Regions from separate parts of the Homo sapiens genome. Here regions 2, 3, 4, 5, 6 and 7 are each linked to region 1. A link is a contact called in ENCODE Hi-C or POLR2A ChIA-PET data. All regions are on one chromosome and are shown on one strand. The core of a region is the stretch at or near the end of the contact, and the rest is flanking DNA. Distances in the headings are between cores, read along the strand shown.

Region 1 (2,744 bases), core at 70-2,569:
CAACCTGGAAAGTGCGAGTAAAATCATCACAATTCTACCCCTAGAAATGGAGTCCTGGCCGGGCGCAGTGGCTCACGCCTGTAATCCTAGCACTTTGGGAGGCCGAGGTGGGCGGATCACTTCAGGTGAGGAGTTCGAAACCAGCTTGGCCAACATGGTAAAAACCCCATCTCTATTAAAAATACGAAAAAATTAGCCGCGTGGGCTGGCCGCGGTGGCTCATGCCTGTAATCCCAGCACTTTGGGAGGCCGAGGCCAGTGGATCACCTGAGATCAAGGTTCGAGACCAGCCAGGCCAACATGGTGAAACCCTGTCTCTACTAAAAATACAAAAATTAGCCGGGCAGGCGCCTGTAATCCCAGCTACTCGGGAGGCTGAGACAGGAGAATCGCTTGAACCTCGAAGGCGAAGGTTGAGGTGAGCCGAGACCGCGCCACTGCACTCCAGCCTGGGAGACAGTGAGACTCCGTCTCAAAAAAAAAAAAAGCCGTGTGAGCTGGCGGGCGCCTGTAATCTCAGCTACTCGGGAGGCTGAGACAGGAGAATCGCTTGAAGCCGGGAGGCTGAGGTTGCAGTGAGCCGAGATCGCGCCACTGCACTCCAGCCTCGGCTAAAAAAAAACAAAGAAGAAGAAATGGAGTCCTACGAGCGAGAGCTTCCGCAGCATTCTGTAGGACCAAAATAGGCGCACAGGTTCCCGAGCGTGCGCCGCCTGGCAGCGGAGGAGCTGGCAGAGGCGAGCCATAGAGCCAAGACACCCAGAACGGACTCGCCTCCCGCCCGCTCCCGGCGGCCTAGTCAGCAAGCTGCGGATCGGCGGCAAAGATGACATGGCGGTGCGCCAATCACCGAAGGCAAGAGAGACAGAAGGAACCAATAGTCGCCCGAGATGGCTCCTGGCGGAAGTCACGCCCCCAAACTGTCAAGCAAAGCGCCCGGTGGAAGGGGCCCAGGCCGGGGGGAGGGGGCTCCCGGCGGCCCGAGGGAGGGGAGGCCGGCCGGCGAGGACAGCGGAGCGCGAGGGGGCTGCCTACACTCGGCCGCGCTCGATCCTGCCCTGATCTAAACGCCGCAACCCCAAGCCCGGCCCCGGAGAAGAGTCTCAGGACTAAAAGGGCTGTTCCAGCCGTCCGTGCTGGCGCCTGGGGATCCAGGCCAGTTCCCGGTACCCGCCCATGCCCAGCCCGGCGGCCTAGGGCGTTACCTTGAGCTGAGAGCTGTCGGACACTGTTCACGAACTGCTCCAGGGCAGACGCCATGTTTTCCCCCGGGCGGCCCGAGCGGCGAAGGCAGCACGCGCGGGAAAAGGCTGCCGCTCTGGGAGGAGGGGCCGCGGCGATCCACCTGAGGTCCTCGCGAGCGGCGACGTCACTTCCGCTGGTTCAAGCACCGCGAGACTATACCTAGCTGCCCACCCGTTACTGTTTCCATGGAAACAGCCTGAATTCGCCGTAGCCGGAAATTAGTGTTCCATAGTCCCCTGCATCTTTATTCACTGCACTTCTGAAATCCCTCCGCAGGTTAAATGGGGATAGTGGGCAAAAGAAGGAAGGAAACTCATAATTAAGCAAGTATTTTCTGGTTCTGGATTTTGCTAGAGAGGCCCTGCGGTTTTCCACCTGGACAGATACTTCAATGAAGCACAACTTCGTTGCCACGTCTCCCGTGAGGTTTTCCCCGTGATATTAGACTCTGGAGCCAAGCAGCCTGGGTTCAACTGCCTTTTCTACCACTTAGTAGCTGTGTGACGTTGAGCGGGTCACTTGACTGTCGTGTGCATTGTTTTCCCCATCTGTAAAATCTTAGTGTCCTTAACCACGTAAAACACTTAGGACAGTGCATAGGACGTAGGGAGAACTATAGTTATTCATTCAAGGTGTACGTTGAATGAATCGATCCCTTCCCTGCAAAAAATAAATAAATAAGTAACACCACACACAGAAAGTGAATTGATTTTTCCCATCTGGGATTGATGTCTCCCTCCTCCGCTTGTCGCCTAAAGCACTTTGTTCTTCTCATGTTGCACTTCTACTCTGTTACAGAAATGTGTCTCTATAGTCCATGTGATATCTGTAAACCAAAAATAAAAGTCTAAGCCCCCCAACTGACTGGTGGACCCTATCTGAAGCCAAGGACATTCCAATTTATCCTGAAAAACTAGTTCAGGCCATGATGGGAAGTGGTAGTCAGACATGCCTCACAAACATCAACACAGAGACCTTAAGACTGGTAGACTCAAGACTGATAAGAAATATTTACAATCTATTCTGTCTGAATAGCAGGCTACCTGGAAGCCTCATCTGCATGATAAAACCTTGGTCTCCACAACCCCTTATAATCATAACCCAGATATTTCTTTCTATTTACTTCCAGGTCTTTAGATAATAACTCTTTCAACCAATTACCAATCAAAAAATCTTTAAGTCTACCTATAAGGTAGAAGCCCCCCACTGCCCCGAGTTAGCCCGTCTTTCCGATCCTAACCAACGTACATCTTACATGTATTGATCGATGACTCATGTCTCCCTAAAATGTATAAAACCAAACTGTACCCGCACCTTGGGCACATGTCCTGAGGAGCTCCTGAGGCCGTGTTATCATCGCATCCTTCACCTTGGCAATATAAACTTTCTCGATTGAGACTGGTCTCAGATACTTTTGGTTTACGGATCCATTGCTTCTAACTGGCATGGAGTTCCTTAAGGTCAAGCATTTCTCTTACTAACCTTGGTTCCCCTTTAGG
Region 2 (2,744 bases), core at 161-2,660, 980 kb after region 1:
AAATTCCTTCACCTAGCATTCCACACTCTGACTGGCTGCCTGGGGTGGGGGATCCCCCTTCCAAGCCTTTGCAAAGGCGCCACCTGTGCCCTCATCCTGCCATCAGCACACTGGCAACTCACGGCCAGGGTCAAACCCTTGCTTGCGGAGACCGTGGCTCCCCACCCTGCAGGGCAGGCCAGCATCACTGCACTCCCCTGGTGTGTGAACGCCCACCTCGGCACCTCCAGCCCTTGTGGCACCAAGTCTGGGGCAGTAGGTGCCTTCAGTGCCTGCGGCTGATATTCCTTTCCCCCTAGCGCCACATTCCCAGCTGGTGACTCGGACTCTCCCAGTTCAGCAAAGAGGAACGGGGACCCCAGGTTAGGGTGGTGGGGATGGGGTCAGGGAAAAGTGGTGTAGCCACTTGTACTTGGGGTCAAAGGTGTGTACACAGGCAGGTAAACGCAGGAAAAACCTGCCTCCTCGGCCCCAGCCCCAGACCAACAACCCAGGCCGACCCTGCCAGTCACCCACCCTGAAGGTGAGGCTGACCCTCCAGCCAGCTCTCCCTCCCTCTCTTTCTCTGCTTCCCCTTTGGTCAGGCAATGCCTGTCTCATTCTTGAGTCCTGGAACCACCCCGCCGCCCCACCCACTGGCTGCGGAGGGCTGGGCTCCGGTCCCTTTTCTCTCAGTCCAGCAGCTGCTCAGACAACTGCCACCCAGCACCTGGCACACCGGCCTGACACACTCTCCACACCAACAAATCTCACTATACTCCTTGCGTCCAAGGAGGAGACTTTTAAGCCCCTTCACCGGCTGAGAAAGCCTAGGCTCTGAGAGGGGAAGTGATCTGAGAGGCCCAGGATCACACAGTATGGCGGGTGGCGGTGGCGGGGAGAGGGCAGTGATGAGTCGGCTCCACACCCGCCCCTGGGCAGCCGGGCAGCCATCCCTGAGTCAGGGCCTGGCTTGGGCGTGTGACCTCAGAGGGGCGGGGAGGCTCGCCCGATCCCCAGGCCACCATCCAGCCTAGACCGAGAACACGGACGCGGGGTGGGGGCTCCCGGCCGGGCCCCCGGCGGGACTCCGAGCCCAAGCGTCCGTCCCCGGCCTGCCCAGCCTCGGTCTCCCCGTACAGGCACTGGGCGGAGGCCTCGGAGGTCCATTCCTGGCCAGGGGAGAGCCCCACCCCGCCCCGGCCGCAGTCCCTGGGACACGCAGGGCCTGGAGCCGAGCGGGACAGGAAGCGGAGGCCAAGCGGGCCGGGCGGAAGAGAAGGCCTGCAGGGAGGCCCGGCACGCGCCCGGCCCGGCTCACCTTGAAGTCGTTGCCGCTGAGGTCCACGCCACGCACGAACGGCAGCACCCCGGTGGCCTCCATGGCGCCGCTCTCGCTGCCGGGCCGCGCCGGGCTAGGGAGCGCCGGGGCGAGGGCGCTGGGGGGAGCCGCGGGCTGGGCCAGCGCCGGCCCCGCCCCTTTAACCCGCCCGCGCCCGCCGCATTCCGCGGGGAAGTGTAGGCTTTAGGCCTCTTAGGGCCTCAGTTTCCCCGTCTGTTCGAAGACTGCGGAGGCACCAAGGAGTGCGGGCCCCCCCTGTGCTGGAGTTGGAGGCTTCCACGATCTCCAGGCTTAAGTCCCAGCGCCCCAGGGCAGGGGCCGTAACGGCCGCTGGTCGAGGCACCGTCACCTGCGCTGCTGCAGCACATGAAGCTGGCCCTGACCTCAGAGAGATTCTAAACCTCGGCCCCGGGGCGCAGAGGCCCAGGAAGTGCCTGTACTTGGCTGACCGGTGGTAGTGAGACACCTGGATCCTCGGGTCCTAGCTCTCCTGCTTCTGGACTTAGTTTCCTCATGTGTTGTTTTTGTTTTGTTGAGACAGGGTCTTCTTGCTCTGCTGCCCAGGCTGGAGTGCAGTGGTGTGATCATAGCTCACTGCAGCCTCGAACTCCTGGGCTCAGCCTCCCGACTACCTGGGATTATAGGCGCAGGCCACCACACCTGGCTAAATTTATTTATTTTATTTATTTTTTATTTTTTTTGAGACAGAGTCTCGCTCTGTCGCCCAGGCTGGAGTGCAGTGGCGCAGTCTCGGCTCACTGCAACCTCCGCCTCCCGGGTTCACGCCATTCTCCTGCCTCAGCCTCCCGGGTAGCTGGGACTACAGGCACCCGCCACTACGCCCGGCTAATTTTTTTTTTTTTTTTTTTTGTATTTTTAGTAGAGACGGGGTTTCACCGTGTTAGCCAGGATGGTCTCGATCTTCTGACCTCGTGATCCAACCGCCTCGGCCTCCCAAAGTGCTGGGATTACAGGCGTGAGCCACCGCGCCCGGCCTTATTTATACTTTTTGTAGACACGGGGTGCTTGCTATGTTGCCCAGGCTGGTCTTGATCTCCTGGCCTCAAGTGATCCTCTGGTATCAGCTTCTCAGAGTGTTGGGATGACAGGCGTGAGCCACCGCGCCCTACCCAGTTTCCTCATTTGTAAAATACTTTCTAAGGTTGTCACCATGAGCAAATTAACAAAGAATGCACGTGTAGCTCGCAGCATACAGCAGGCGCTCAGTGAGTGGCAGGTTATTATTCCGTTTTGTTTTGTTTTGTGCGCCAGGTTATTATTCCCACTTAGTGTCAGCACCCCTGTGCTCGTACCCCCCTACAAAGGGAGGCTCCAGAAGAGAAGCATCCGTCTTGGTCCTTGCTGTTCAAGGGGGCTCGCCCTGGCTGACACATAGCAGGACCCCAATAAATGAGCCACAGCT
Region 3 (2,744 bases), core at 62-2,561, 900 kb before region 1:
CTGAGGTGGCAGGATAACTTGAGCCCTGGAGGTCAAGGCTGCAGTGAACGGTGATCACACCACTGCACACCAGCCTGGGGACACAGCCAGACTTTGTCACAAAAAAGCAAAAACAACTGGCCAGTGTATGAGGGGCTCGTGTTTTTTGTTTGTCTGTTTGTTGAGACAGAGTCTCACTCTGTCGCCAGACTGGAATGCAGTGGCACATTCTCGGCCCACTGCAATCTCTGCCTCCTAGGTTCAAGCAATTATCTGCCTCAGCCTCCCAAGTAGCTGGGATTACAGGCGCCCGCCACCACGCCCGGCTAATTTTTTTGTATTTTTAGTAGAGACGGGGTTTCACCACCTTGGCCAGGCTGGTCTTGAACCCCTGACCTCATGATCCACCCGCCTCGGCCTCCCAAAGTGCTGGGATTACAGGCGTGAGCCTCCGCGCCCGGCCAGGGGCGCGCGTTTTTAAAACATGGGAGAGGGAATTGTGCTTCACAATCACCATCAGGTGTCTCGATATCGGGTGCCACGCCGTCCCGCTTCTGAGGCGCGGCGGCCCACTTTGGCAGGCCGAGGCGGGTGGATTACCTGAGGTCAGGAGTTCGAGACCAGCCTGACAAACATGGTGAAACCCCCGTCTCTACTAAAAATACAAAAAATTAGCCGGACGTGGTGGCGCATGCCTGTAATCCCAGCTACTTGGGAGGCTGAGGCAGGAGAATCGCTTGAACCCGGGAGGCGGAGGTTGCGATGAGCCGAGATCGCGCCATTGCACTCCAGCCTGGGAAACAAGAGCGAAACTCCGTCTCAAGAAAAAAAAGGAAAGACCCCCCCTCCTTCTCCCGCCGGAAATACCCTCTTTCAGGACGGCGCGCCTGTGCGGCGCACGCGCGCTCAGTTACTTAGCAACCTCGGCGCTAAGCCACCCCAGGTGGAGCCCAGCAACAACAGAGCCACCGCGTCCCCCACCAATCAGCGCCGACCTCGCCTTCGCAGGCCTAACCAATCAGTGCCGGCGCTGCAAGGAAGTTTCCAGAGCTTTCGAGGAAGGTTTCTTCAACTCAAATTCATCCGCCTGATAATTTTCTTATATTTTCCTAAAGAAGGAAGAGAAGCGCATAGAGGAGAAGGGAAATAATTTTTTAGGAGCCTTTCTTACGGCTATGAGGAATTTGGGGCTCAGTTGAAAAGCCTAAACTGCCTCTCGGGAGGTTGGGCGCGGCGAACTACTTTCAGCGGCGCACGGAGACGGCGTCTACGTGAGGGGTGATAAGTGACGCAACACTCGTTGCATAAATTTGCGCTCCGCCAGCCCGGAGCATTTAGGGGCGGTTGGCTTTGTTGGGTGAGCTTGTTTGTGTCCCTGTGGGTGGACGTGGTTGGTGATTGGCAGGATCCTGGTATCCGCTAACAGGTACTGGCCCGCAGCCGTAACGACCTTGGGGGGGTGTGAGAGGGGGGAATGGGTGAGGTCAAGGTGGAGGCTTCTTGGGGTTGGGTGGGCCGCTGAGGGGAGGGCGTGGGGGAGGGGAGGGCGAGGTGACGCGGCGCTGGGCCTTTCCGGGACAGTGGGCCTTGTTGACCTGAGGGGGGCGAGGGCGGTTGGCGCGCGCGCGCGTTGACGGAAACTAACGGACGCCTAACCGATCGGCGATTCTGTCGAGTTTACTTCGCGGGGAAGGCGGAAAAGAGGTAGTTTGTGTGGTTTCTGGAAGCCTTTACTTTGGAATCCCAGTGTGAGAAAGGTGCCCCTTCTTGTGTTTCAATGGGATTTTTATTTCGCGAGTCTTGTGGGTTTGGTTTTGTTTTCAGTTTGCCTAACACCGTGCTTAGGTTTGAGGCAGATTGGAGTTCGGTCGGGGGAGTTTGAATATCCGGAACAGTTAGTGGGGAAAGCTGTGGACGCTTGGTAAGAGAGCGCTCTGGATTTTCCGCTGTTGACGTTGAAACCTTGAATGACGAATTTCGTATTAAGTGACTTAGCCTTGTAAAATTGAGGGGAGGCTTGCGGAATATTAACGTATTTAAGGCATTTTGAAGGAATAGTTGCTAATTTTGAAGAATATTAGGTGTAAAAGCAAGAAATACAATGATCCTGAGGTGACACGCTTATGTTTTACTTTTAAACTAGGTCAAAATGCAGATCTTCGTGAAAACCCTTACCGGCAAGACCATCACCCTTGAGGTGGAGCCCAGTGACACCATCGAAAATGTGAAGGCCAAGATCCAGGATAAGGAAGGCATTCCCCCCGACCAGCAGAGGCTCATCTTTGCAGGCAAGCAGCTGGAAGATGGCCGTACTCTTTCTGACTACAACATCCAGAAGGAGTCGACCCTGCACCTGGTCCTGCGTCTGAGAGGTGGTATGCAGATCTTCGTGAAGACCCTGACCGGCAAGACCATCACCCTGGAAGTGGAGCCCAGTGACACCATCGAAAATGTGAAGGCCAAGATCCAGGATAAAGAAGGCATCCCTCCCGACCAGCAGAGGCTCATCTTTGCAGGCAAGCAGCTGGAAGATGGCCGCACTCTTTCTGACTACAACATCCAGAAGGAGTCGACCCTGCACCTGGTCCTGCGTCTGAGAGGTGGTATGCAGATCTTCGTGAAGACCCTGACCGGCAAGACCATCACTCTGGAGGTGGAGCCCAGTGACACCATCGAAAATGTGAAGGCCAAGATCCAAGATAAAGAAGGCATCCCCCCCGACCAGCAGAGGCTCATCTTTGCAGGCAAGCAGCTGGAAGATGGCC
Region 4 (2,744 bases), core at 137-2,636, 900 kb after region 1:
GGCCAGAAGAGTCTTGAAGAAAAGCTTTGAGTGCCAAATAAAGCAGGGGAACTTTATCCTGGGAGACATGGGAGATTTTCCAGCAGATCCCCCCCGACCCCCATTTGTTGGAGCCCTCCAGTGCATCCTGCACGGCTACGCCTTTTTGTTTTGTTTTGCAGCTCTGTCGCCCAGGCCGGAGTGCAGTGGCGCCAGCTCGGCTCTCTGCAGCCTCAATCCCCTGGGCTCAAGGGATCCTCCCACCTCAGCCTCCTGAGTAGCTAGGACCATAGGCGCGCGCCACCACGCCCAGTTCATTTTTAAAAATTTTATTGTAGAGATGGGGTTGCCATGTTGGCCAGGCTGGTCTCAAACTCCTGGGCTCAAGTGATCCGCCCGCCTTGGCCTCGCAAAGTGCTGGGATTACAGGCGTGAGGCCCCGCGCCCGGCAACGCCTTTGCTGACTGCTTCAAAACTTTTTTGAATTGACTGTAGTCATTATCTATAGCTTAGCCTTAGCCTTGCGCCCGTTCGTTTCCTGGAGTTTTCTTCCAGAGTCCCCGTAGGAGGTGCCCCCACGCCCATCTCCAGCACCAAGGAGGCTCGACGCCAACCCCAGCGCGCCCCCACGCTCGCCGTCACCGGGACGTGACTCGTGAAACGTCCGCTCCGGGCGGCGGCGGCAGCGGCGGCAGGCTGGCTTGTACCCCGACAACGCGCGTCTGGCTTCTGCCGGACGTTCCTATCTGGGTTCAGAACTGGGGCCGGGTGCTGCAGGTCCCGCAGTCTGAGAAGTTTTCGCGGGTTTCAGAAGTTTCCTTAGGCGTTCTAAGGGCTTTACTCAGGTGGAGTCTCCATTCAGGCACTTATTTAACCACCCATTTCTCCTTTAGGGGTCCTCGCTGCTCGCCCAGCCGCTAATTAAGTGACGGACACAGTAGCTAAGGAGACTGCCTGATTGACACGCATGATTACCAACCGACTTCCGGAAACTCCAGTCAGGGCCTGCCCGGCGCGTGGCCCACGGCCCAATTAAAGAAGTGGAAGCGCCAAAGGGGGAGGTAACGGAGCGGCCTACGTTGTGGCGGTTCCCTGGTGAATGCGCCCTGGGGTTGAGGCGTCTGCGGGCGTTCGGACGATGCCGTGACGCGGCACGGCGACACTGTTGGCAATATGAGCGCACCCCTGTAGAGGGAGCCCTTCGGTCCTGGAGGCGGCGCGGCGTGAAGACAGGTTGCTATTTGAGAGCGTTCCCTTGAAGCCCCTCAGAGAGTGGGGGAGGGGCGGCGGACGGCAAGCGGTTCCTGTCTGCGCTTGCGCCGGCGCCTCTGCCGACCCGGCCTGCACGCACGCGCATGCCCGTAGCGCGCGGAGCCGCGGTGGCCGGCAGCACTGCGCGTGCGCGGTGAGGAGCCCGCTAAGGAGCGGCGCTGGCGGACGTCGGGCTGGCTGCCCGTGACGTCGTGCGGAGAGCTTTAAAGTGCGGGCCGGGCCGGGCGTCCGAGGGTCTGGTCGGGAGTCGGGCCGCGTCTCCGCAGCAGCCCTCCGCGGCATGAGGCGCTGCCGGCGCCCCTGCCCCGCGGGACGTGGAGAAGGTGGAGGAGGAAGAAGCCCCGTTGTCGCCACCGTTGCATGACCCGCCGCTCCTGAGGCCCTACCCCACGCCCGGACCCTCGACGCCCCCCGCCGGGTCCCCCACTCACGCATGGGGGTTCGGCGCTAAGGACCCCCCTCCCTCCGGGGGCCCCGGGGCGCGTCCCCTTAGAGCCATGCCCGGCTGCCCCGCCCGCCCCGGAGGACCCTAGAGCAGCGTCGTGGGGGCCATGGCGGCCGCCAGCGGCTACACGGACCTGCGTGAGAAGCTCAAGTCCATGACGTCCCGGGACAACTATAAGGCGGGCAGCCGGGAGGCCGCCGCCGCTGCCGCAGCCGCCGTAGCCGCCGCAGCCGCAGCCGCCGCTGCCGCCGAACCTTACCCTGTGTCCGGGGCCAAGCGCAAGTATCAGGAGGACTCGGACCCCGAGCGCAGCGACTATGAGGAGCAGCAGCTGCAGAAGGAGGAGGAGGCGCGCAAGGTGAAGAGCGGCATCCGCCAGATGCGCCTCTTCAGCCAGGACGAGTGCGCCAAGATCGAGGCCCGCATTGACGAGGTGGTGTCCCGCGCTGAGAAGGGCCTGTACAACGAGCACACGGTGGACCGGGCCCCACTGCGCAACAAGTACTTCTTCGGCGAAGGCTACACTTACGGCGCCCAGCTGCAGAAGCGCGGGCCCGGCCAGGAGCGCCTCTACCCGCCGGGCGACGTGGACGAGATCCCCGAGTGGGTGCACCAGCTGGTGATCCAAAAGCTGGTGGAGCACCGCGTCATCCCCGAGGGCTTCGTCAACAGCGCCGTCATCAACGACTACCAGCCCGGCGGCTGCATCGTGTCTCACGTGGACCCCATCCACATCTTCGAGCGCCCCATCGTGTCCGTGTCCTTCTTTAGCGACTCTGCGCTGTGCTTCGGCTGCAAGTTCCAGTTCAAGCCTATTCGGGTGTCGGAACCAGTGCTTTCCCTGCCGGTGCGCAGGGGAAGCGTGACTGTGCTCAGGTAACCCACCCGGGTGGAGGGGGCGGCCCTGCGCCTGCTGCCTTAGCTACCCACCCTGGCCCAGAAAGCAGCAGCCCGTAGGAGTCTGCGTTTTTTACAGTTCTGACCAGTTCTTCTGTTTGTAGATTGTAGGGAGCGAGAGAAGGGTTTTGTGTTTAAGATACCTATAGCA
Region 5 (2,744 bases), core at 182-2,681, 810 kb after region 1:
GCGCGGTGGCTGATTTTCTCCCAGACTGAGGAGGGAGGATCACCTGAGCCTGGGAGGTCGAGGCTGCAGTGAGCTGTGATCACGCCACTGCACACCAGCCTGGGTGATCAAGTGAGACCCTGTCTCAAAAAAAAAAAAAAAAAAAAAAAGGTGGTATGGGGATCCACTTTTTTTTTCTTGAGACAGGTTCTCGCTCTGTTGCCCATGCTGGAGTGCAGTGGCAGCATCTTGGGGATCCATTTTGAACCTCTTCAAGCTTGTCCCACCTGAGGTCTGCAGCCACATGTGGCCCAGGACCACTTTGAATGTGGCCAAACACAAATTCGTAAACTTTCTTAAAACATTATGAAATTTAGGCAGGGCACAGCGGCTCACGCCTGTAATCCCAGCACTTTGTGAGGCTGAGGCAGGCAGATCACTTGAGGTCAGGAGTTCGTGACCAGCCTGGCCAACATGGTGAAACCTCGTCTCTACTAAAAATACAAAAATTAGCCGAGTGTGGTGGCACGCGCCTGTAATCCCAACTACTTGGGAGGCTGAGGCAGGAGAATCACTTGAACCCAGGAGTCGGAGGTTGCGGTGAGCCAAGATCACACCACTGAACTACAGCCTGGATGACAAAGTGAGACTCCGTCTCAAAAAAACAAAACTAAAACAAAGAAAAAAAAACTGAGGTTTTTTGTTTGTTTGTTTTTTGAGATGGAGTTTCGCTCTTGTTGCCCAGGCTGGAGTGCAATGGCGCGCAATCTCCACTCACCGCAACCTCCGCCTCCCGGGTTCAAGCAATTCTCCTGCCTCAGCCTTCCCAGTAGCTGGGATTATAGGCGCGCGCCACCACGCCCGGCTAATTTTGTATTTTTAGTAGACATGGGTTTCTCCATGTTGGTCAGGCTGGTCTCGAACTCCCAACCTCAGGTGATCCGCCCGTCTCGGCCTTCCAAAGTGCTGGGATTACAGGCGTGAGCCACCGCGCCCGGCCAAAACATTGAGGGTTTTTTTGGCGATTTTTTTTTAAGCTCATCAGCTATCGTTAGTGTTGGTGTATTTTACGTGTGGCCCAAGACAATTCTTCCAATGTGGCCCAGAGAAGCCAAAAGATTGGACACCTCCATTTATAGTATAAAATGAAAGCCACTAGGCTTTCGGCTCAGCCCCTTTTCCTTACACTGCCAGTCAGCTGCGCTCAGGGACCCGCAGTTCAGAGTTCAACACGGGCAGATTCCCTCTCTTCCTTGCTTGCTCCTGCCAGCCGCAGCCGTGGGCCAGTACAGCATGGCCCGGCCCCGCCCCGGCTCTTTCCAGAGGTCCGCAGCCTGGCCGGCCCAGCGGGCGGAACCGATAGTGTCTGGCACTTGGCTCGCCCGGACTCTGAATCCTGGAGCACCAGGCGCCCACGAGAACGCTGTTCTCTTTGGCTTCCGGGCGCACGCTACTCTGTCGCCGCCGTCAGACCGGAATTGCCGGTGCCGCCGCCACCGCTGTCTGTGCGCCCACCTCTGCTGCTACCATGGGGATCTTAGAGAAGATCTCGGAGATCGAGAAGGAGATCGCTCGGACACAGAAGAACAAGGGTGAGGGCCGGCCGGGCGGGGCCTTCCTTTCTGCCTGCCTCAGTTTTCCTGTCTGTAAAATGGGGGAACAACTCCAGCAGTAATGCTGGGGCAAGATCCGAGGCCGCGGAGAAGTTGCCAGACAAGTGCCGAGGCCGCCCTGCGCGCCCAAGGCAGGGCCAGGCGGGAGCGGGTCTCACGCCCAGGTCTGACTGCAAACGTACCCCAAGAGATCTGGTCAGTCCCAGACCGTGTGCCCGAGTAGAGTAGTCCCAGCTCACAGAGCAAGCATCTGACCCAGAGAGAGGCGGAGCTGGGGTTCAAACCTCAGTCTCCTGATGGCTGGGCCTGGGGCCTGGGTCTACTCTGTTGTTTTGGGAAGTGCAAGAGGAGACCTCTCAGGAACAGCCTCACCCAGCAGCTGAGAGCCCATTGGAGCAAGGGAATCAGGACTCTGGAGTCTGGAAGGCCTGGGTTTGAGCCCCAGGTCCACCACGTACCTTCTGTAAAACATTGGAAAGTCACTTCATTTCTTGGAGTCTCAGTGTCCTCATCTGTAAATGGGGTAATACTCCCCTGCTCCATCTTAGTACACAGCTGAGTTAAATTAGATGGCCTTTACAAAGCACTGGGCACATGGTGAGCACTCAGTATTTAAAGTAAACACCCCAACATAGATAATACATAATGAAGCCTCAAATCTGGACTTTAGAATGTAAGGGCTGGAGGAGCTCACAGAAGAGAGGTGAGGAGAGAACGATGACACCAGGACAAAGTGGGACTTGAGCTGGTTGTTGGAAGGGTATCCCAGGTGGGGGCCACTGCTGAGACAAAGACATGGGAGTGAGCATGGTATGTTCATGGGACAGTGAGAACAATCTAGATCAGAAGGGGGTTATGGAAGAGTAATGGGAGATGCAATTGGCCAGGCTAGTGGCTAGCCATTCAGGCTTGTGGGAGCAGGAAGCAAGCAACACTAGATAGCTGGTCCCAGTGTCTGCCCTCCCTTGGTTCCATTTAGGTTTGAAGGCCAAGGAGTTGAGGGCCCTCTATGACTCATTCCTTCTGTAAATCTTTTTTGTTTGTTTGTTTGAGACAGTCTTGTTCTGTCACCCAGGCTAGAGTGCAGTGGTGCCATCTGGGCTCACTGCAACCTCTGCCTCCCAGGTTCAAGCGATTCTCCTGCCTCAGCCT
Region 6 (2,744 bases), core at 69-2,568, 700 kb before region 1:
GAAAAGCGAGATAACTGAGAGGTGAGGATACATGGGCTCAAAATATTCTCTAGCCTGTGCTGAGGTGTGAGGTCCCCAAAGTCATGAGACTGATTCAATAAATGCATTTTCTTCTATGTTATAGGTTGAGGGCATTAGTCTTGTTTATAGATGAGGAAATGGAGGCTCAGAGAGATGTCGTGACTTAGCCAAAGTCAGTGAGTAGAGGCAGAGTCAGGACCTGAACTCTGGGGGTCTACCGCCAAGGTAACCCTGTTTTTATGTTTTAGTTACTCATACTTGAAGCAAACATGGTGGTCTTGGAACCTGTTTCTCAGCTGGAACCTGTTTCTCAGCTGGCAATAATTTCTTCAGTTGGAAACGGAGGTAAATTAATAGAACTAATTAAAAGAAGGGTCCTGCCGGGCACAGTGGCTCACGCCTGTAATCCCAGCATTTTGGGAGGCCAAGGAAGGTGGATCACCTGAGGTCAGCAGTTCGAGACCAGCCTGGCCAACATGGTGAAACCCCGTTTCTACTAAAAATACAAAAATAAGCCGGGCGTGGCGGCGGGCGCCTGTAATCCCAGCTACTCGGGAGATGAGGCAGGAGAATCGCTTGAACCCGGGAAGCGGAGGTTGCGGTGAGCCGTGATCGCACCCATTGTACTCCAGCTGGGCAAAAAGAGAGAAACACTGTCTAAAAAAAAAAAAAAAAAAGGTCAGTGGAAATGCTAGATGCTTAGCATATTTTAAAATTCAAAGGGGCTCTGGAAAATTCCCGCTGTAACGGTGAAAAATGTAGAATGCAACCGGAAGCTGGTGTAGAAGCGGGGGTTCTCCAGTCCCCAGCAGAGGCAGGGCCTCACTTGTCCCATCTCAAGTCCTGTTCCTTCCCTGTGGCCTCCTAGGCTTCGCCTCCTGCCCTCCACTGCGGGAGTTAGAAGAAGGAAAGAAAGAATAAAGATTAAAGTGTAGATAAACGAAACAGACAATTGAAAAACAGTAGACAGATTTCATAAAATCAAAAGTTCTTTTTTTGAAAAGATAAAATTGACAAACATTTACCTAGACTGACCAAGAAAAAGAGGGAAGTTTCAAAATAACGAAATTAGAGTTGAGAGTGGGAACATTACTATAGGTGTTACAGAAAGAAAAGAGATCATAATAGAATACTGCGAACAATGTACGCCAGCAAATCAGCCCACATGAAAGGGACAGCGTCAATTTCAGAGAATTGGCGCCGGGAGGGGCACGGGATCACCGTGCACAGTGAGTGCTGTACAAAGTGCCTGTGCAGCTCCCCGAAGCCGCAGGAGGGCGCCCGACTAAGCCTTTTCTGCCCTGCGTGAGGCGCATGCGTGTTCCGTCTGCAGCTGCAGACGCCCATCCTGGGAGTGGACACCAGCTTCGTTCCCTCTCAGCCCACTCGGGAAGCGCCACACGGCTTCGGCTTCGGACGATCCAGGGCCGCGTCCTCTGTGAGGAAACAGCTGTGACGGCTGAGGAGGGAGGGACCAGCTCTAACTGATTGCTTAAGTTGTTACAGATGGTACAGAGCCAGTGGCTGAGTTTTGTAAATCAGGTGTGTTCATTGAGCGAACTTTCCACTTCGGAATATTCAGCATCTGAGGAGGTTCAGTTTGATTTTGTCTATCGCTGGCGGGGCGCGGGCTGACGCCTGGGACCCCTGCACCTGGGGAAGCCGAGGAAGATCGCTTGAGCCCAGGAGTTCCAGACAAGCCTGGGCAACACAGCGAGACCCCGTCTCTACAAAAAAGAAAGAAAAATGTGTCTATCTCCAACCCAATGGTGAAATTAGGATGTCTGTAATCTCCTCGTAACATCCCGGATTATACATTATTACTTTTTTTACATTTCTTTTTTGTTCATTTTCAAAATTGGAAAATACATTCACTTGTCTTGTAAAAGTTTGTCGTTAAACATACTTGCAAATTATGTTTTGCAAGAGAAAAAAACTTTTATTTTTGTTTTTCTTTGTTGTAAGCAAGGGCAATGCAGGTCTTCTTTTTTGTCAGAATTTTTTGTTGGAAAGCTTATTTAATTTTCCACTTGTTTCAAAATATTATCCCATATTGATGAGTTGCACAGAATTTTTTTTTTTTTTTTTTTTTTGAGACAAAAGTCTTACTCTGTCTCCCAGGCTGGAGTGCAGTGGCATGATCTCGGCTCACTGCAACCTCCACCTTCCGGGTTCAAGCAATTCTCCTGCCTCAGCCTCCTGAGTACCTGGGATTACAGGCGCCCGCCACCACGCCCAGCTAATTTTTGTATTTTTAGTAGAGACGGGGTTTCACCATGTTGGTCAGGCTGGTCTCGAACCCCTGACCTCGTGATCCACCCGCCTCTACCTCCCAAAGTGCTGGGATTACAGGTGTGAGCCACCACGCCCGGGCGAGTTGCATAGAAATTTCTAATCTATTTGCACGACAATGCTTTTGATTTTGGCCTAGTGTATCTCCTCATTCAATATGATATACATTGTATTATATATACATTAAAAAATATAAATATAAATGTATTACTTATATATGGGTATATGATCAGTGTTGTTAGTTTGGGCTGGAAGTGGTCCAACTGCAGTTGCTCTGCCTGTCAGTGCCACACAGATGGGAAAATCCCAGCTCATAATTCCTGAGCACTCTCTACCCTGTATGTCCCTGCCACAATCAAGTGAGTCCCTTCTGCCTCTATAGACACTAAAACATCCCCATAGAATCCCAGAGGGCAAGAGTCAGAGAGCGG
Region 7 (2,744 bases), core at 147-2,646, 680 kb after region 1:
TATGTTGCCCAGGCTGGCCTCAAATTTTTGGCCTCAAGCAATCCTCCTGCCTTGGCCTCCCAAAGTGCTGGGATTACAGGCATGAGCCACCACTCCCTTATACAGCCTTTCAAAATGGCAGGTAGAGAAAACAATGCATATGATTCTTCTTCAAAATATCACTGGGATTCAACACAAAAGAGCATATACTGTATGACTCCACTCATGAACTTCTAGAAGAGATAAAAGATCAGTGGTTCCCTCTGCAGTGTGTTGGAGGAGAGGATTAACTGGGAAGGGACCTGAGGGAGCTTTCTGGGGTGAGGTTGACAGTGCGTATCTTGATGGGGTAAGGTGACAACATGTAAGCATGTGTCAAAATTATAACAAAATGTATGCATTTTACTACAAGTAAACTACCTCAGTGAAAATCATTAGAAGGCAAATATATATACATTTACACAAAATATATATAAAGTATAACATATTTATATAAAATATATATAAAATATGTATATGTATATATTTACCTGTGTGCATGTATTTACATGTGTGTATATACTTACATATCACAGGCTATACACACACACACGTACACACACATATGATTCATAGGTATGTACAGTCTCTTATGGAAAGCTGTAAGTCTTAAGAAAAACTAGGCCAGGCGTGGTGGCTCACGACTGTAATCCCAGGCCGAGGTGGGCGGATCATGAGGTCCGGAGATCAAGACCATCCTGGCTAACACGGTGAAACCCCGTCTCTACTAAAAATACAAAAAATTAGCCGGGCGTGGTGGTGGGCGCCTGTAGTCCTAGCTATTCAGCAGGCTGAGGCAGGAGAATGGTGTGAACCCAGGAGGTGGAGCTTGCAGTAAGTCGAGATTGTGCCACTGCACTCCAGCCTGGGCAACAGAGCAAGACTCTGTCTCAAAAAAAAAAAAAAGAAAAGAAAAACTAAAAGCCACTTTGATTTGGGCCTTAAGCTTTAGGTCTGAAATGAACTTGGAAAGCTTGTTCAACCTCTGTTCTTCAAAACAAACGAACGAACAAACCATGCTCTTCAAATGAGTAACTGACAGGATGTGCCCCACCCAAAGTCTCACAGCAAATCAGCAGCAGAGCAGTGAACAGTCCCAGACTTTCCCAGTCCTAGCCTGGGATTGGTTTCTCTGGTCTGGACCAGTGCCAGAAAAAGTAGATAAAACAGAAGACCATTGGTGATTTTATGAGCTAATTTCATTTAAACCATCAAATCTAGAGCTAAATAGTACCCCCAACCAAGCCCAGTCAAAAACAGGAGACTAACTTTCAAACAATAAAATGTATTTACCTTCATGAGGCTGAGTTGAAAATTTCCACTCCATTAAAATGACAGACTTACTACCCCATGCTTACCCTCCCTGCCCATATACAAATATCTAAATGACTGGCAAGAGGCTGTGAGCTAAATAGGAAGACATGTAAGAGTCATAAAACTGAGTCACTGTGGGACCTTGGCAAGTCTCCTACTGTGATACAGTAAGAAATATATATTTGGTCTTTGTCCAGGTTCCTGGCACACCTCACCCAAAACCCCTGGAATCTCCTGAGAGATAAGTGTCTTTTGTATGCTAATGAGATTGGGGCTCCCTAGCCAGAAAGACCAAGGTACATTTCAGTGTTGGAACTTTTAGCCGTACCCTCATCCCACCTTACCTCCGGAAAGGGGAGAGGGACTAGAGGTTGAGTTATTCACCAATGGCCAGATTTAATCACTCATGCCCACATAATGAAACCTCCATTAATACCCCTAAACGATGGGGTTCAAAGAACTTCCAAGTTGAACACATAAAGGTGCTGGGAGGCTGGCACAGAAGTTCTCTGCCCCTTCCCCACACCTTGCCCGATGAATCTCTTCCATTTGGCTGTTGCTGAGTTATATCCTTTGTCACGAAAATGTAAGTAAAGTGTTGTCCTGAATTTTGTGAGCCATTCAAGCATATGATCAAACATGGGGAAGGCATCACGGGAATCCCCAATTTATAGCCGGTCATGGGAAGTACAGATGGTAACCAGGAACTTGTGACTGGCATGTGAAGTGGGGGCAGTCTTGTGGGACTGAGCCCTTAACCTCTGGGGTCCGCACCAGCTCCAGGTAGTTAGTGTCAAAACTGAATTCAATTGTAGGACATCCATTTGATATCAGAAAAAAGACAAAAACAACAAAAAAATCCCTGCACATTTGCTGTCAGAAATGTCATACATCACAGACACCCTCTCTGGCCTTGTTTCCACAACCTGCAAAAATTAGAGGGTTGGACCAAATACCACTAAGACCCTTTCAACTAGAGTCTTCTGATTCTTTGAATTGCTGGTTTAAGAATTTCCACAGTTAGCATAGGAGACTCTCGCTCTCTGGAAGCCACTAGCAAATTCAGCTTTCAAACCCCAAGCAACATCATTTCTCAGGCCTCATTTCCTATTTCGACTAATGACGTGCCAGAAATCTGTGTGATTTCTCCTTTGAGGAGCAGCAAAAAAAACTCCACAGTGTCCTATTACAGGACCCAGTTCTTGTCCCCAGCTCTCAAAGACAGCCCAATTCTCTGAGATGAAAGAATCAGTCTCTCTCCATTACACTCAATTTTAAACCAAAACCCGAAACAGAATTTTTGACATGCCTCCCAGACTACAAGGCTTATGCTTCATTAATGATTAAAAGAGCAGCTGGTGATGTCTTAAAAGCAAGTTGGTCAGTTAGACAATTTAGCATGTGTTTAAATT

The links. A loop is a pair of places that touch in the nucleus more often than their neighbours do. ChIA-PET counts read pairs that join two places held with the same protein, here RNA polymerase II (POLR2A). Pooled maps may share reads with other maps.
Region 2: a map of B cell shows a loop between it and region 1 (18-fold over the local background). The contact joins the promoter of FLII here to the promoter of COPS3 in region 1. A Hi-C loop is called at or near these places in 2 of 168 maps with a recorded cell type or tissue (B cell and naive thymus-derived CD4-positive, alpha-beta T cell) and 6 of 50 pooled maps.
Region 3: a loop to region 1 is called in a pooled map, with 13 times the contacts of the local background. The contact joins the promoter of UBB here to the promoter of COPS3 in region 1. A Hi-C loop is called at or near these places in 1 of 37 single-sample maps with no recorded cell type and 8 of 50 pooled maps. POLR2A ChIA-PET finds 5 or more read pairs at or near these places in 4 of 52 experiments (Panc1, RWPE1, activated naive CD4-positive, alpha-beta T cell and 1 more).
Region 4: a loop to region 1 is called in a map of CD8-positive, alpha-beta T cell, with 19 times the contacts of the local background. The contact joins the promoter of ALKBH5 here to the promoter of COPS3 in region 1. A Hi-C loop is called at or near these places in 5 of 168 maps with a recorded cell type or tissue (CD4-positive, alpha-beta T cell, CD8-positive, alpha-beta T cell, PC-9 and 2 more), 3 of 37 single-sample maps with no recorded cell type and 15 of 50 pooled maps.
Region 5: a map of CD4-positive, alpha-beta T cell shows a loop between it and region 1 (6-fold over the local background). The contact joins the promoter of DRG2 here to the promoter of COPS3 in region 1. A Hi-C loop is called at or near these places in 2 of 168 maps with a recorded cell type or tissue (CD4-positive, alpha-beta T cell and CD8-positive, alpha-beta T cell), 1 of 37 single-sample maps with no recorded cell type and 9 of 50 pooled maps. POLR2A ChIA-PET finds 5 or more read pairs at or near these places in 1 of 52 experiments (activated T-cell).
Region 6: a loop to region 1 is called in a pooled map, with 21 times the contacts of the local background. The contact joins the enhancer-like site here to the promoter of COPS3 in region 1. A Hi-C loop is called at or near these places in 1 of 37 single-sample maps with no recorded cell type and 6 of 50 pooled maps. POLR2A ChIA-PET finds 5 or more read pairs at or near these places in 1 of 52 experiments (AG04450).
Region 7: a pooled map shows a loop between it and region 1 (4-fold over the local background). The contact joins the enhancer-like site here to the promoter of COPS3 in region 1. A Hi-C loop is called at or near these places in 6 of 50 pooled maps. POLR2A ChIA-PET finds 5 or more read pairs at or near these places in 2 of 52 experiments (MCF 10A and WTC11).

Annotation. Positions count from the first base shown.
Region 1 is chr17:17,279,927-17,282,670 of GRCh38, forward strand. It overlaps COPS3 (COP9 signalosome subunit 3), which reads right to left and starts at 1,320. Exons shown (of 12, transcript NM_003653.4): 1 at 1,206-1,320. The coding sequence starts at 1,260. RefSeq lists enhancers at 708-767, 1,418-1,517 and a silencer at 958-1,197.
Region 2 is chr17:18,257,328-18,260,071 of GRCh38, forward strand. FLII (FLII actin remodeling protein) reads right to left here and starts at 1,411. Exons shown (of 30, transcript NM_002018.4): 1 at 1,301-1,411. The coding sequence starts at 1,363. RefSeq lists enhancers at 1-43, 703-782, 782-1,283 and silencers at 953-1,092, 1,103-1,502.
Region 3 is chr17:16,379,780-16,382,523 of GRCh38, forward strand. It overlaps UBB (ubiquitin B), which reads left to right and starts at 1,312. Exons shown (of 2, transcript NM_018955.4): 1 at 1,312-1,405; 2 at 2,123-2,744. The coding sequence starts at 2,129. RefSeq lists an enhancer at 1,012-1,291.
Region 4 is chr17:18,182,442-18,185,185 of GRCh38, forward strand. It overlaps ALKBH5 (alkB homolog 5, RNA demethylase), which reads left to right and starts at 1,387. Exons shown (of 4, transcript NM_017758.4): 1 at 1,387-2,572. The coding sequence starts at 1,803. RefSeq lists enhancers at 775-974, 1,035-1,274, 1,382-2,219 and silencers at 1,485-1,784, 1,865-1,954, 2,113-2,264.
Region 5 is chr17:18,086,517-18,089,260 of GRCh38, forward strand. DRG2 (developmentally regulated GTP binding protein 2) reads left to right here and starts at 1,432. Exons shown (of 13, transcript NM_001388.5): 1 at 1,432-1,571. The coding sequence starts at 1,508. RefSeq lists enhancers at 1,090-1,249, 1,315-1,816, 1,440-1,759, 1,810-1,859, 1,817-2,316.
Region 6 is chr17:16,583,118-16,585,861 of GRCh38, forward strand. No RefSeq gene overlaps it. Among named protein-coding and RNA genes, the nearest start is that of ZNF287, 15 kb to the left of the region's middle. Within about 2 kb of position 1,319, at least 8 of the 41 ENCODE cell types and tissues checked have a DNase peak (open chromatin) inside an H3K27ac peak, as active enhancers do.
Region 7 is chr17:17,957,180-17,959,923 of GRCh38, forward strand. The region is part of intron 1 of TOM1L2 (target of myb1 like 2 membrane trafficking protein); the gene reads right to left. Among named protein-coding and RNA genes, the nearest start is that of TOM1L2, 14 kb to the right of the region's middle. RefSeq lists a silencer at 1,115-1,164. Within about 2 kb of position 1,397, at least 22 of the 41 ENCODE cell types and tissues checked have a DNase peak (open chromatin) inside an H3K27ac peak, as active enhancers do.